Regions from separate parts of the Homo sapiens genome. Here region 2 is linked to region 1. A link is an interaction called in ENCODE POLR2A ChIA-PET data of the cell type or tissue named here. Cell type or tissue: A673. All regions are shown on one strand.

Evidence for each region. Peaks named below come from ENCODE experiments on the same cell type or tissue, not always from the same donor. Only the 100,000 strongest peaks of a DNase experiment are listed, where the experiment ranks them.
Region 2: POLR2A ChIA-PET joins it to region 1 with 11 read pairs; 3 of 35 experiments call an interaction of 5 or more read pairs at or near these places.

The regions. Positions count from the first base shown.
Region 1 is chr20:45,698,782-45,706,781 of GRCh38, forward strand. It overlaps WFDC10B (WAP four-disulfide core domain 10B), which reads right to left and starts at 6,238. Exons shown (of 4, transcript NM_172006.2): 1 at 6,137-6,238; 2 at 5,716-5,780. It overlaps WFDC13 (WAP four-disulfide core domain 13), which reads left to right and starts at 3,257. Exons shown (of 4, transcript NM_172005.2): 1 at 3,257-3,430; 2 at 5,663-5,813; 3 at 7,082-7,146. The coding sequence starts at 3,343. The coding sequence ends at 7,124. MIR3617 (microRNA 3617) reads right to left here and starts at 6,399; the gene lies at 6,321-6,399. In A673, no CTCF peak of the experiment used is centred here; no DNase peak of the experiment used is centred here; H3K27me3 peaks cover 1,264 bases.
Region 2 is chr20:46,142,614-46,150,613 of GRCh38, forward strand. No RefSeq gene overlaps it. Among named protein-coding and RNA genes, the nearest start is that of CD40, 28 kb to the left of the region's middle. In A673, no CTCF peak of the experiment used is centred here; no DNase peak of the experiment used is centred here; H3K27me3 peaks cover 382 bases.

The DNA.
Region 1 (8,000 bases):
CATGGTGAAACCCTGTCTCTACTAAAAATACAAAAATTTGTCAGGTGTGGGTGGCAGGCGCCTGTAATCCCAGCTACTCAGGAGGCTGAGGCAGGAGAATCGCTTGAACCCAGGAGGTGGAGGTTGCAGTGAGCTGAGATCACACCACTGCACTCCAGCCTGGGCGACAGAGTGAGAATCCATCTAAAAAAAAAAAAAAGAAGAAGGAGGAGAAGGAGGGGGAGGGGGAAGAAGAAGAAGAAAGAAATGCTCAACATCATTAGTTATTAGGGAAATACAAATAAAAACCATGAGATACCACTTCACATTTTTTGACTGGCTATAATTTCTAAAAAGGAAAATAATAAGTGCTGACAAGCATGTGGAGAAATTGGAACCCTCGTGCATAGCTGATAGAAGTATTAAATTGTTCAGCCGCTGTGGGAAGAGTTTGGAGTTTCCTCAAAAAAGTAAACATACAAAGTTAAACATATGACCCAGCAGTTCTACTCCCAAATATTTACCCAAATGAGTTAAAAATATATACTCAAAAAAATATTCATCTACAAATGTTCATAGCTGCATTATTTGCAATTGCCAAAGCAAGGAAACAGCTGAAATGTCCATCAACAGATGAATGGATAAACAATTGTGATATATATATATACAATGGAGTATTATTCACCCATAAAATGGAATGAAGTACTGGTGCATGCTACATAGTAAATGAACCTCAAAAACTACAGAAATAACATTTCCTACCCAATTGTTTTGGAAAAAATTCAAAAGCATGACAACACGTTCTGTTAGTGAGACTGTAGGAAACGTGCACAGTCACATTGTTGGTGGCATTACAAAAAGGTATAATCTTTATGAAGTAGAAATCGGCAATATCTAGCCAAACTATATGTGCATTTATCCTCTTTTTTCTCTTTTGAGACAAAGTCTAGCTCTGTCACCCAGGCTGGAGTGCAGTGGCTTGATCTTGGCTCACTGCAACCTCTGCCTCCCGGGTTCAAGCGATTCTTCTGCCTCAGCCTCCTGAGTAGCTGGGACTACAGGCATGTGCCACCACGCCCATCTAATTTTTGTATTTTTAGTAGAGATGGGGTTTCACCATGTTGACCAGGCTGGTCTCGAACTCCTGACATCATGATCTGCCCTCCTCAGCCTCCCAAAGTGCTGGGATTACAGGCGTGAGCCACCGCACCCAGCCGTGCATTTATCCTTTTAACCAATGATCACACTTTTAGAAATTTACTGATATTATACCTCCAACAATACAGAAAATTATGCATAATTGTTCATTGCAGCATTATTTATAATAGCAAAATCTTGGAAACTACCTAAATGCCCAAATATAGGAGACTGGCTATATGACTAAGGTGTATGTCAAATGCAGCTGTAATAGAGGAAAAATTGTTATGAACTACTGGAGAGCAGTTTTCAGGATATATTGTTAAATGAAAACAACAAGGTGCAAATGGGTATATTCGTGCAAGAAAAACAGAGTTGAGAGTTCAAGTAACTAATTATCTTAAATCAAGAATTTATAGAGAATTGATAAAGAAGGGCTGCTACTCAGCACATCCTATGAAGTCAGCATAAACTTGCTATGAAACCAAGCAAGGACAATATGAGAAAGACAAGTTACAGGCCCAGTTCATTATGAACATAGATGTAAAATACCTTAAAAATAGCAAACTAAACCAAACAATATAAAAATGATAATATTCAATGATCACCTTATATTACCATAGAAATGGCTTAATGTTTGAAAATCTGAATGTTCACTGCATTAACAGATTAAAGGATATAAAAATGTTATCATCTCAATATACATAGAAAAAAGCAATACATATAATCTGACATAAACTAATTTAAAATTTCTTGTTAGGAATGAAAGAAAAATTTCTAAACCTGATAGAGGGTACTTATGAGAAACCTAAAGTGGAGACAATTCTAAAAGGGGAAACAAGAAGTTTTCATTTTAAATCAGGTATCAGACAAAAATACACACTATCACCACTTACATATGATGTACTCAAGGGCCTAGCGAGCACAGTGAGGCATTAAAAATGGCATAAAGTTTGAAGAAGAAAACTATAACTGCTTATTTGCCTATGATAAACACTGAAGAGAACACACAAAGAAACCATAATAAACAATGGGAGAATTTAGCAAGCTAACTAGTTACAAATTTGTGGAAAGAAGAAAAGATCCAAGCTTTAAAGAGAGGAAAGCAAGTTTGAAATAGTATTTGTAGAAAGTGGGAACACTGGCTTACTGAAGAAACTTAGTAAGATTGCCAGACCCTTTTTGGTTTGGTGATGGTGCATCTATTGTGCTGTTTAGTAGCCCAGTTGAGTTATTTTCCCCCAGCAACAATTATCTGCCTAGGTTCAAGCTTCAATGAAATTGATGGTTGGATTCATTCAGGGTTGCAGTTTTTGTAGGTAGATTCAAGCAAGGAGATTTAAATGACAGGTTCTGAGTCCTACATTGATAGAAAGAAAAGTAAACGCCTATAGGGGAGGACTACGAAATAGGGAAGTGAAGAGTCAATGTTTATTGGTTTCAGTGAGGTCAAATAATTGTCATGGTGGAGATTTTTGAGCAAACTGGAAAGTTAACTTCTCTACATTAGCAGTAAACAAAAGGAATTAGTTGAAAAGTTATGATAACATTTACAATTTCCTTTTAAAAACTTCAAGCCTCAGACCAGGCGCGGTGGCTCACACCTGTAATCCTAGCACTTTGAGAGGCTGAGGAGGGCAGATCACCTGAGGTCAGGAGTTCAAGACTAGCCTGGATAACACAGTGAAACCCCATCTCTACTAAAAATACAAAAATTAGCTGGACATGGTGGTACACGCCTGTAATCCCAGCAACTCAGGAGTCTGAGACACAAGAATTGCTTGAACCTGGGAGGAAGAGGCTGCAGTGAGCAGAGATCGCACCACTGCACTCCAGCCTGGGTGACAGAGCCAGACTCCATCATCTCAAAAAAAAAAAAAAAAAATTCAATCCTCTGTGAATAAATATAACATGTACAATTTCCACAGGGGAAAATTATAAAAAAATGTTAAGGGACATGAATAAGATCTAGATACAGATGAAAGAGATAGCAAGGTCAAGATTAGGGGAATAAAGGAGGATATGAAAACACTACGTGACCCTGGAGTGGGTGTGATTGGGAGGTGCTTGGATTCCTGCCCTGCCGGTTTTGATTGGAGTACACGGTGAAAGGCTAGTCACACTGGGCCTCCACTTTGCCCTCTTTCCTTCTCTTCTCCTCACAGCAGTGCCTGGTCAAACCCAGCAACCCTTGGCCAGAACTTACTCACCCATCCCACTGACACCATGAAGCCTGTGCTGCCTCTCCAGTTCCTGGTGGTGTTCTGCCTAGCACTGCAGCTGGTGCCTGGGAGTCCCAAGCAGCGTGTTCTGAGTAGGTGCTGGATCTGGGCCCAAGGAGGGAAGTAACATGTGTGGATAGGAGAGGATCTGAGGGCTGACAGTCTGTCACACCTCTTGGAAAAATACCGTGTCATGTTCAAGGGCCCAAGCTTTATTGTTGGCAAGATCTAGGTTTGAATCCCTGCTCTGTTGCTGAGTGACCTTGGGCATAGTATCTGGGCCTCAGGTTTTTATCCTTATAATGAATACAGGAGGAGAACAGATAATGCATGCAGACATAGCTCACTCTTACTAAACCATGGTAAATGCTCAGTAATATTAAATGCTGTAAATGTGATCAGCCTCATCATCCAGCTTAGTCTTGCTGCCCGTGGCTCCTTCATGGATGCTTGGACTCACTTTTCAAGCAATAAAACAGAGAGACAACGAAGTTGGTAGAACTCAAGCTAGAATCTACATAACCTTGGCCTTGGAGGATGTTTTGGGAAGGAGGGAAAGGAAGTCTTGCCTTTTATTCCACATTTTCAAACTCCAGAGGTACTGTACAATTACCGGTAATTAGCATCAATGGGACAGTGTAGAGTCCATCTCAGCAGCCACCACTGCCCAGCTCAACTCAAAAGAGCTCTGGCTCTAGTAATGTTGACCTTAACCAATACCAAGTGGGAAAAGAACTGTTATTCATCATACATCCACTCTTCTATGGGGAAAACATCTTCAGAATACTGGCGGCTCAGAAGAGGGATAAGTGTGGTAGCTCATGTGTCTGGGGAGGCTAGGTCCTGCTTAAGAAGTTTCAGAAAAGGCATGCAGGTTTGTAGGACTAAGAGGGACTAAGCAAGCTACAAGAAAATAGGAGTGCCCAGGGTAGAGTTAATTGGAGAATCAGAATTTGAGGAAAGGCACAAAGAGGCTTTCTAAAAGACTGGTAAATGCTGTGAGTGAAGTTGGGACCAGATACCCAGAAGAGGGGTCAAGACTTGAAAAGGGTGACCTCTCTGAGATCTCTGGATCATGGTGTCTATCTCTAAACTGCTCTGTTGAGCCCCAAGCTCTTCAAAGTGTGGATTAGTTCCAATTTCTTGCAGTGCCCCAGTGAGCTATAGAATAGCTGAGAGGCCAGGGGTGAGTACTAGTTATTGGTCTCTGTTAAATTGTCAACAGCTTGAACCTCAGCTTCTTTTACCCCAATTCTGGTGCCATTTGCTACTACAGTTATAGTCATGACCTCTTTCTTCATTCATTCCTTTCAAATCATCATAATATCCTATAGATTTCCTTCTAATTGCAAATATTTGCAGAGGAATAGACCCACAATTCCTCTATTTGCAATAGAATGCCCCACTTTTGACTTTTGCCCCCAAAGAAAGGGAGAATCACAAGGTACAAAAATTAGGACCTGGAAGGGCTTGGGGAAAGGGATTAATGGGGCCCATCTTTAGAGTCCAGGAATAGAAAGGAGATTGTGGGTTGTGGACTTAGGGAAGACTCTCCCAGGGCAGGTAGGTCTTAGCTTTGAACTGAAATACTTGGGGGTAGGGGAGGAAATAGGAAGTCAACATAATGATGCTTATTCTTCTCTAACAGTAGAAAGTGGGGCATCCTGGTGCTCTGGCCTCCTGATCGAGAGACACCAAGGAAGAAAAAAGCTGAATCTTTGAACGCCATTCTGAAATCCCCACCCTTCTTACCATGAAAGAAGTCACTCCCAGAACTTACTTGTGAATTGGGTCCCAGCTCTCTGATCCAGTACCTTCAGTTTAATGCATGGTCTTCATCCTTTACCAAAACTTACCTTTCACTCATTCTTCCTGTACACAAATAACCCATGTTAGGTTAACCCCAGGGTAAACTATGTTGTTAATGAGAAGCTCTACAACTTGCTCAAGACCACACAATGAATCAGTGCAGAACGAACATACAAACCTCTTTCTTGTTCACCACATACACCATTGATACCCTTGATATGGACACAACCATAGTCAATGGGGGCTTGGCATCTGAACTACAAGGATGGTGAATGACCAATGGGTGCAGGGTTCTACCAAACTCTGTTCTTGATCAAAAAATATCCATGCCCTGCTTCCCTGCTCAGAACTCAGAGGAAGGCAGCAGCTGAGGACAAAACCTGATGCCACCACCCTGGAACCATGCAAGGCAGATGAGGGTGGCAGGTTTCCTGGCAGTTCCCTGGGCTTTCTGAGTTCTGAACATTACTCCAGCCTGTTGGTGAGGCCCTTCTCTTACTTGTTCTGTGTTCCAGAGTATATCTTGGAACCTCCACCCTGCATATCAGCACCTGAAAACTGTACTCACCTGTGTACAATGCAGGAAGATTGCGAGAAAGGATTTCAGTGCTGTTCCTCCTTCTGTGGGATAGTCTGTTCATCAGAAACATTTCAAAAGCGCAACAGGTAAGAGATATCTCATATCCAGGTCTGATCCTAGAGCTGCTGGTGGGAGCCCAGCAGAAGAGTCCCTTACCAGCAACTGTGCTGGATCTCTCCTTTTTTTTTTTTTTCCTTGGTGGCCATGTTGCCAACATGCCCCTTCTCTTGACCAAGGATAATTTCCATAAAAGTCCTGATTAGAAAAGCCCTCCTCCCCTCCCAATCACCACATCCCATCACCATATCCGTGAATTTCTGACTCTGCCTCTCTGAACACACCCACAAATGCCTTTATCCACAGACCTTCCCCCGACCCAGAATCCACCCTTATCCCAGGGACACTGTACCTGCAGGTGTAACCAAAATCCCAAAGCAAAATTTGTCCTACACTTTTGCTTGCCCTCCTTTCACAAGACACCATCCTTTGGCCACCAGTGTTCTTGGGCTCTGGAGATCCAGCCCAAAGGAAGTTTTGATTAATTGTCCAGACATTAACACTAGCCGCAAGCCTGCTAAATGGAGTGTGCTCCCAGGGCAGAGAAAGGACATAGGGTGCTGATGAGACATATGGTTTCTAATCCCATCTTGCAACTATGTCTTTCTATGACCTTGAGTAAGACAATTCCCTCTTTTTTACTTTCTTTTTCTCATGAGTAAAATAAGTACTCTTGTTTTTTCCTGCTTTGCAAGGCCCATATGAAATTTCAAAAGACTCACAGTGGAAGACTCAACCAATGAGCCCTTTGAGGGAAGCCTGGCAGTCTTGTTCCCTGCTGTATTCCCTACCATGAGCAGAATACCCAGCATGAGATAATGTGCAGAGTGATTAAGCATGGGCTCAAAGCCAAACACCTGGGCTCAAATCCTGGCTTCTTAGCTAAGTGACCTTAAGTGATCTTAGACAAGCTAATTAACCTCTCTCTGGGCATCAACTTCCTCATCCTTAAGACTGGAACAATAATAGTGAGGTTAAAATAGACAATCCATGTAAGCTTTAAAACATTACTTGCCAACATAATTGCTGTGAATTTTGGGGATTAGGCAACCACTTCTCTTTGAAGAGACTAGCCCTTGCAATTAAATTCCACATCTTTCAATGCTCTACATTGGAATGCAGAAGCATAAATATAACTCTTTGGTGTCATTGAGTTTTTTGAGGTTCTGCCTTCCCTATGGCAAGAGAAATGAGCTTCATGGTCTAATATTAATGGTGGAAGTAATTGAAAGAAAAATATATATCTCTAAAAGTAAAACTTCACTAGTTAATATTTGAAAATATTTTTCTTCTACAGAATCAAACACAAGGGCTCAGAAGTCATCATGCCTGCCAACTGAGGCATATTTCCTAGATCATTTTGTAAGTACAGGGATTTGGTCTCGCCTTCCTCATGTGAGATTCCCAGGGATGCTCACTTTCTTCCTGTAGCCTCACCAGGGGCACTACATTCCCACAAGCTCAGAATGGCCTCTCATTACCTGATTGCCTCCTCCTCCATCATTCCCCTCCAAGGGCTATCTTTGCACTCCCTGGGGGAGGCACGGTGCAGTCCAGCATGAATTCTGCAACACAGAGCAATGTAAGGAACCAAGTCATGGCCCAGGGGGAACCCAGGGCACTCAGATCTGAGGCTTTGTCAAGGAACAAGCTCTTCTAGCCTCCGGGTTGACAGCACCCTGGGCAGGGACTCAAGCTGAGCCCTTCACGCTCTGAGACTTTGGTCTGCTCACTGTACCTCTCTGAGACAGTCACCTCCCTCATGTGAAATATGAAGAAAACATCCATGCCTTGGGGTATTGGGAGGACAACACAAGGCCATGTAGATGGAAGAACTTGGTCTCTGCAAAGGTAGAAACTGCCAGCAACTCACTTACAAGGTCACTCATTCAGGTTCCAGTTTTTTCTCTGAAAAAAGAGGGAGTGGGCCGGGTATGGTGACTCACACCTGTAACCCCAGCACTTTCGGAGGCCAAGGTGGACGGATCACGAGGTCAGGAGTTCAAGACCAGCCTGACCAACAGAGTGAAACCCTGTCTCTACTAAAAATACAAAAATTAGTTGGGTGTGATGGTGCACACCTGGAATCCCAGCTACTCAGGAGGCTGAAGCAGGAGAATTGCTTGAACCCAGGAGGCAGAGGTTGCAGTGAGCCAAGAGTGCACCATTGCACTCCAGCCTGGGCGACAGAGTGAGACTCCGTCTCAAAAAAAAAA
Region 2 (8,000 bases), 440 kb after region 1:
GCCTTCCCTGAGTACTCAACAATAAAGCCACTCCAGACACCACTGCATCCCTCTCTTCTTGCTTTTTGCTGAGCATGACAGGTTTTTTTTTTTGCTTTCCTCCATATAATTACAAACTCCACATAAGAAGGAATGTTACCTGTCTTGTTCATTGCTGTATTTTCAGTGCCAAGAATGGTACCTGAATCATAGAAGATGATTATTATTTGCTGATTGAATTAATGAGTTGTATTTTTTACAGTTACCTTTGATGTATGACAGGTGTCACTTTTTTTTCCATTTTAGATGGTGACATAGGTTTCCTTTTAAGAATAAAGCAAAAAAAAATTCTGATAAGAGACTTGAATATATAAGGAACTCTTATAACTCAACAATAAAAAGACAAATACAATGAAAACATGAGCAGAGAATTTGAACAGACATTTCTCCAAAGAAGACATACAAATTGCCAATAAGCACATGAAAAGATGCTCAACATCATTAGTCATTAGGGAAACACAAATCAAAACCACAATGAGATACCATTGCATTTCAAACTACAATGTGATTATCACTTTACTAGAACGGCTAAACCTGGTGAAATTGGAATGCTTGTACATCACTGGTGGGATTGTAAAATGGTGCAGCCACTTAGGAAATAGTCCATCAGTTCCTCAAAAAGTTAAACTTGGTGTTGTCACATGACCCAGCAATTCCTTTGCTTGGTATATACCCAAGAAAAATGACAACATACGTCCATACAAATACTTGTACACAAATATCGATAGTAGCATTATTTAAAAATAGTCAAGAAGTAGAAAAAACTCAAATGTCTGTCAATGGATGAATGGCTGAACAAAATGTGGTATGTACATACAATGGAATAGCATTTGGCCATAAAAAGAGATGGAGTACTGACACAGGCTGCAACATGGGGAATCTTGAAAACCGTGTGCTAATTGAGAGAAGACATTCACGAAAGGTCACCTATTGTATGATTCCATTTATATGAAATGTCCAGAATGGACAAATCCAGAGAAAAAAAAGTCAGTGGTTTCCAGGGGCTGGGGTAGGGAAGAATGGGAAGAGGCTGATAAAAGGTACAGGATTTCTTTTTGGAGGAAATGAGAAATGTTCTGAAATTCAATAGCAGTGGTGCTTGCATGACTCTGTGAATATACTAAAAACCACTGAATTATACATTTTAAAAGGGTGAATTTGGCCGGGCTTGGTGGCTCATGCCTGTGACCCCAGCACTTTGGAAGGCTGAGGAGGGAGGGTTGTTTGAGGCCAGGAGTTTGAGACCAGCCTGGACAACATAGCAACACCTCATCTCTACAAAAAAATACAAAAATTAGCTGGGCATGCTGGCTCACACCTGTAGTTCCAGCTACTTGGAAGACTGAGGCAGGAGGATCACTTGAGCCCAGGAGGCCAAGGCTGTAGTAAGCCATGATTGTACTACTGCACTCCAGCCTGGGTGACAGAGTGAGACCCTGTCTCAATAAAAAAAGGGTGAATTTTATACTATGTGAATTATATCTCAATAAAGCTGTTATAAAAATAAAGTGAAGAAAAATGATAATTTAAAGAAAAAGGCCAACAGCCCCAGTACAGGGACACATGGATCTTTGGCAAAGTCATAGAAGACTCATGTGAATGACTGAAGTTGGTTTGTAGGCTTATAAGGATAAACTGCAGACATCCTAGTTTAACATTGAAGACCTATGCTTAACTCTAGCTTCGTGTGCTGCCCTTTTTAAAATGACTATGTTGACCTTATCCCTATTTCTGGAACACTTAGGAATCTTTCAAGCTGCTTTGTCTTTGCAAATTTTGGGCCCTCCCTGGGATGTCCCTTCTCCTTTTCTTCATCTGGTTGAACCCAAGTCAATATAGGTGGGCTTGATAGGGGATGGGGCATGTGCCAGGCACTGAGCTTGGTGCTGGTGAGACAGTGCAGAGGACTAAGACAGATATGGTCTGGGGCCTTGGCTGGCTCCCAGACAGGGTGAGGAGACAGATGAGGACCTGCCACACCCACACTGGGCTGCAGGAATGCAGTAGAAGAACCTAACACAGCCTGAGAGATCAGAGAAGGCTTCCCCAGAAAGGGACGCTTCAGCTGAGTAGTTGGCCAGGCAAAGAAGAGGGGAGGAGTGCCCCAGATGGAGGGAACAGTCTGGGCGAAAGCCTCAAGACAGCGCGCAGCAAGTTGGAGGAATCCTCAGAAGGTGGGTGTGGCTGGAACACAGCCCAGAAGGTGGTGAGTGCTGAGAAACGGTCCTAGAGAGAAAGCCGGAGCCTGGGGATCAGGGCCCTCATAGGCCATGCCAAGGAATCTGGATACTTGCAGAGCTCAGTTAGATTGCATACAACGCTAGCTGGGTGTGGTGGCGCACCCCTGTAGTCCCAGCTACTCAGGAGGCTGAGGCAGGAGAATCGCTTCAACTCCAGAGGCAGAGGTTGCAGTGAGCCGAGATTGCATCACTGCACTCCAGCCTGGGCAACAGAGTGAGACTCTGTCGCAAAAAAAAAAAAAAAAAAAAAAAAAAAAAGATTCCATACAACTCCAAATGATGGCTGTTTGACTATTTTTTCTTCACATCACGGATCACCCCTGCCGTTATACATCCATCTGTTGATTGTCTTTCCCCCTACTAGAAAGGACAAGGACTTTGTGCTGTTCACTGCTGTGTCCCCAACAGCCAGAAGAGTGCCTGGCTCACACAGACACTCAATAAATACGTATTGAATGCATGACTTTACTGGCCTGTGTCCTCTGCTTACTGAGTTATTGAAAGTCAGGGACCTGTTGGATTCATCATTGCGTCCCCAGGGCCTAGCACAGAGCTTGATGCACATGCTGTTTAATAAATATTGAAAGAATAAATGAATGGAAAAACGTCTTCCCCAATGTGTTACACACTCCCGCAGGGCCGGGACTATTTGATTTATGTATCTAGCGCCCAACACATTGCCTGGCAGAAAGCAGACCCTCAATAAAGGTTTGTTGAGCTAGACAAGAGTCTCTTCTGCATGCGGGCCCTTGTCAGGCCTGTCATGGGAGCTCAAATAAAGGCAACCAGACCCTATACTACTGGATCAGGCAGAAAGAGATACCTTGTTGGCAAAGGATCTTAGGACCCTGGAGTCATAGGCTGTGCAGGCAGGATCAGCCTGCATGTGTAGGGTGGCCAGAGAGACCAAAGAGGGCTTCCCGGGGGTCAGGAATCCTGCCTTTGTTTATGTCCCCTAGCACTGCCCTTCTCTGGCAACTGGCAGGCAGCCCCACCAATGAGGTTTGGGCACAGCTGGGGGTGGAATGGGATGGGACAGATGGTGGGAGACAAGGAAACCCCCATGTTTTCCTCCATCTGTTACATTTAATTGACTTCCCGCAGAAAGAAAAAAAAATAAACCAGTTGCAAGGATGAAATTGCTAATTAAAAGGCCCTCTGATTAGATAGACAAATATTTACCAATTATGCCTGACCCTGCCTGTCCCCTTTTACGTCTGCGAACTCCCCCATCAGCACTGTGGCCACATCATACCCAGCTGGTGGCTCTTCCACCAATCACTCTCTTGGGGCTCAGACTGGCTGCGGGTGAAATAGGGTAGAAGAAAGGTGAATACTGCAAACAGCCGTTCAACAAACGCGATGCCTGTTGCATGGTCAGGCTTAGTGCTGGGCCCCTGGAAGCCATAGCAGAATTTCCATGGACAGCCTTTCAAGTTGTGTGCTGCACAAAGGTGCACCTGCAGGAGAGTGGGGGCTCCCCCTGTCAACCTGGGACCCCTGGCACCAGGCAAGGGGGATTTTTATTTTCTTTGCGCAACGGGTCATTAGCTTGCCAAGCTGAATCCACAGGATTTTGCCTGCCCAGAGGGGGTACCTTTTTCTAATTCACACAGAATGGGCTAGTGGCAGCTCTACAGAGATGAAGATAGTTCAGTTCCTGATCCTCAAGGGCTCTAGGGATAGTGGGGGAGAAAAATATGCCTATGATGTATAAACATTCATGTGTGATTTTTTTTCTTTTTTCTTTTCTTTTTTTTTTGAGGACAGGGTCTCACTGTGTCACCCAGGCTGAGTGCAGTGGCACGATTACGACTTGCTGCAGCCTTGAGACCCCTCTCTCCCCAGCAGCCTCCTGAGGAGCTGGGATTACTGGTGTGCATCACCATGCCTGGCTAATTTTTCATTTTTTGTAGAGACAAGATCTCTCTATGTTACCCAGGCTGGTCTCGAACTCCTGGATGCAAGCAATCCTCCTGCCTCAGCCTCCCAAAGTCCTGGGATTACAAGTGTGAGCTACCATGCCTGGCTTAAACATTCATTCAATAAACATTTCTTGTTTACTGGCCACTAATGTTTGCCAAGCACTGTACTAGATTCTGGGAGAGAGAGAGATGAGTAATATATGTTTCCTGCCCTCCAGAAGCCGGGCTATTTGGGGGAGACAGAGATACTTACCTGGGTCTGCCCTTCCTTTTTCCCCTTCCCTTTTTTAATTCCAAATAATCTTCACCTGGGAGGTATGAATAACCGCTCTGGACTCTCACCATTCAAATCCTGGCTTTACCGTGTCTTGGCTGTGTGACCTTGGGCAAGTTATCTCACCTCTCTCTGCCTCAGGTTGCCTCTCTGTAAACTGGAGATAATGGTAACTGCATCCCAGGGTTATTATAATGATTAAATAAATTAGCACATGGAATTCATGCCTGACACGGAGTGCTCAGTAAAGGTTAGCTATTGTGTGACTGTTTCTTTTTTTTTTTTGAGTGCCTACTGTGTGCCAGGCCCTGAGTCCTGGGGATACAGAACTGTTACCAGTTCATTTCCTCTCCCTTCAGAGCTCACAGTGCGGAACACACAGAGAAACCCACCAACACACAGGCAGGCTCACACATACTCAGGCCTTGCTGAAAGAAAGTTGTGGTGGCAGGGTGTGGTTCTAGAATGAATGAGTCTTAGCTTGGAAGTCAGAAGATTTGGGGTTGTCTTAAGTCCAAGATAGGGAAACGGAATGATTGCCTGGTAAGGTAACGATCTCTACATCACTGGAGGTATGTAAACCAAAGTGTGAAGTTGCCAGAGAGAGGCATCTTGGCTGTGGGAGAAAAGTAGGTCAATTCTGGTACGATCGTCCCCTCCTGGGACAGTGAGACAAGCTTCCCAGGACCAGCTGGGGAGCCCTAGAGAAGCCCGGCACTGGCAATGTCCTGAGAGTCCATTCCTGGAGCCAAGGGACCCAGGCTTCCTACCGTGTATGTCCATTTCCTGGGCAAGGCACTGGATGGCAGGACTTTAAGCAGAGGCAGGAAAGGGCAACTTCCAGCCTCTTGCAGAAGGCCTGATTGCGGGGGCAGTCAGTTGGGATTGCTCAGCCCTGAAGCAGAGACTGAGAACCCCGCCTGCCTGTGTGACCACCATCCATGTCCACTCCCTCTCTGAGCTTCAGTTTCTCCACCGGTAAAATGGGAAGAGAATGGACCAGAGAGTATTTTTCTCCCATTCCCAAATTACAGAGTTTTTTTTTTTTTTTTTAAGACAGGTCTTGCTGTATCACCCAGGCTGGAGTGCAGTGGTGTGATCATAGCTCACTGCAGCCTTGACCTCCTGGACTCAGGTGATCCTCCTGCCTTAGCCTCCCTAGTAACTGGGACTATAGGCACAGGCCACCATGCCTGGCTAATTTTGTATTTTTATTTTTTGGTAGTAACAGAGTCTCCCTGTGTTGTGCAGGCTGGTCTCAAACTCCTGGCCTCAAGCGATCCTCCTGCCTGCCCTCAAGCGATCCTCCTGCCTTGGGATTACAGGTGTGAGCTGCCATGTCCAGTCCACAGACAACATGTATTGAGTGCTCACTACATGCCAAGCACTGGGCTAAGCCTGTTGCATGTAGCATCTTGTTTACATTTCACAATAATCAAGGGGGCAGGCATCTGCCTGCTTTACAGATGAGGAAACCAAGGCCCTCAGCAGTAAAGTAAATTTTCCAAGTTCACTCAGCATGGGAATGATAGACACAGGTTTGTAATCCAGGTCTTGTTGACATCGAAACCTGGGATGCTAGTAACCCTACCCTGCTGCCTGTCAGTCCTGCCAGGCTTTCCAGGACGGCCCCCACCCTGAGCCACATCCCCAGGAACACTCTGCCACTCCCTATCCCCCTCCTGGGCTCATACCATGAAAGCCCCATGCAGAGCCTGCTACTCTAGAGGGATATATATTATCTAAATTTGATAAGACAACTCAATTTCACTCCGTGTCTGTTACCGGCGATAAAACCAGGAGACTTTTATGACCCAGCATCCTCAGCAAGATTGTCAGGAACTTATTATACAAGGTCTAACTGGATTTCTCTCTGCAGATGGCTGGGAGCCATGGGCTGGAACGCAATTCGGCAACACATTTGGGGAAATAAATGCAAAATGCTTGTTCCAGAGACTTAGATAAGGCAGCAGGCCTCCAAGCTCCCCAAGAATCGGATCTGCTTTTCCTGGGCCCTGAAGGGCGATTTGGGGAGGATTTACGCTGTCGGAGGAGGAGGGAATGGCGGGCTCTTTCTCCCCTCATCCCTTGACTCTTCTTGCCCCAGGGAAGGAATGTGAGCGCACCTGAGACTTGGAGTTCAGCAACTGTAATTCCCTGAGAGGTAGCAATTCAGAGTAGACCTGGGGGTGGGAGGACAGGATGGTGGGCAGTGGTGAGACCAAGGTTATGAGGACTGTGTGCATTGAAAGAGGGGTGCAGGATGATCAAAACGATGGGGAACTGGGTCTTCACTAGCTGCTCGGGATCTGCCATAGAGTCACTCCTTACTGCCCTGAGAGGCCCGCGTCCTTCCCAAACACACCTCTAGGACTGGTGTGGCCCCCATAAACTGGGTTCCCAAACAGACCCCATTCCTTGGATGTGAGTTCACATCCAGATTCAGATGACCCCCGTACATAAGCTCACAGATACTCCAAGATTTTGAGGTTCACTGTGAGGGCGCTCCAAATTCATGGCTTACCTCAAATTCTGATCTCTCGCAGGCGTGGGCTCATAGACGGGCTTGCGGTCCATCTCAGCTTTCACAGCATCCATGCGATTTTTGCCATTGGAAGGAATGGCAACAACCACATTCACTTTTGCACCCACCTAATAGATCTGCCGAATCTTGAGGTTGGAGCTTTACAAGAGCCAGCCCCAAATTCAGGGTTCATTCTCTAGTGCAGACATCCCCCAAACCTCTGCTCACACACAGATCTGGCATAACCCCAGATTCAGTTAGCTGCCCAAGCTAGACTCCAGCCCTCTAGCTACCAGCAGCATCTGAGAGTTACCCCCTCAACAAGCTCATACCAAGCCTTGAGGATCTGGCACCTCCAGTCCCAGGCTCCGGTCCTTGTGCAGGGAAGCTGCTGCAACACCACTGATCTGGGAAGTTTGAGGTCTGCCCTTGCGCACCTGCCCTGTGACTCTAAGCTCTTTCTACGGGGCCAGGAAGGCGGCGGAGACATTTTTATCTGTCCCTGGGCTCCCCGATGCTTCAATGGACTCCAGTACCAGAAGCCCTTTTTTTTTTTGAGTCGGAGTCTCGCTCTGTTGCCCAGGCTGGAGTGCAGCGGCACAATCTTGGCCCACTGCAACCTCCGCCTCCCCGGTTGAAGCGATACCTCCTGCCTCATCCTCCTGGGAAGCTGGGATTACAGGTGCACACCACCACACCTGGCTAATTTTTCTATTTTTAGTAGAGACAGGGTTTCACCATGTTGGCCAGCTGGTCTTGAACTCCTGACCTCAGGTGATCCACCCACCTCGGCCTCCCAAAGTGCTGGGATTACAGGCTTGAGCCACTACGCCTGGCATGGGAGCTTTGTCTCATTCTTTCAGCCCTCCCTTACCTCTTCCCATGTAGAGTTCCATCCCAACTAGGTCCTTTGCCTCCAGTTTTTGGAGGGAAAGGGTAACATTTGCCAAGCATCCTCTGTTGTACCAGGGCCTGGCAAGTCTGTGCTTTCATTGAAC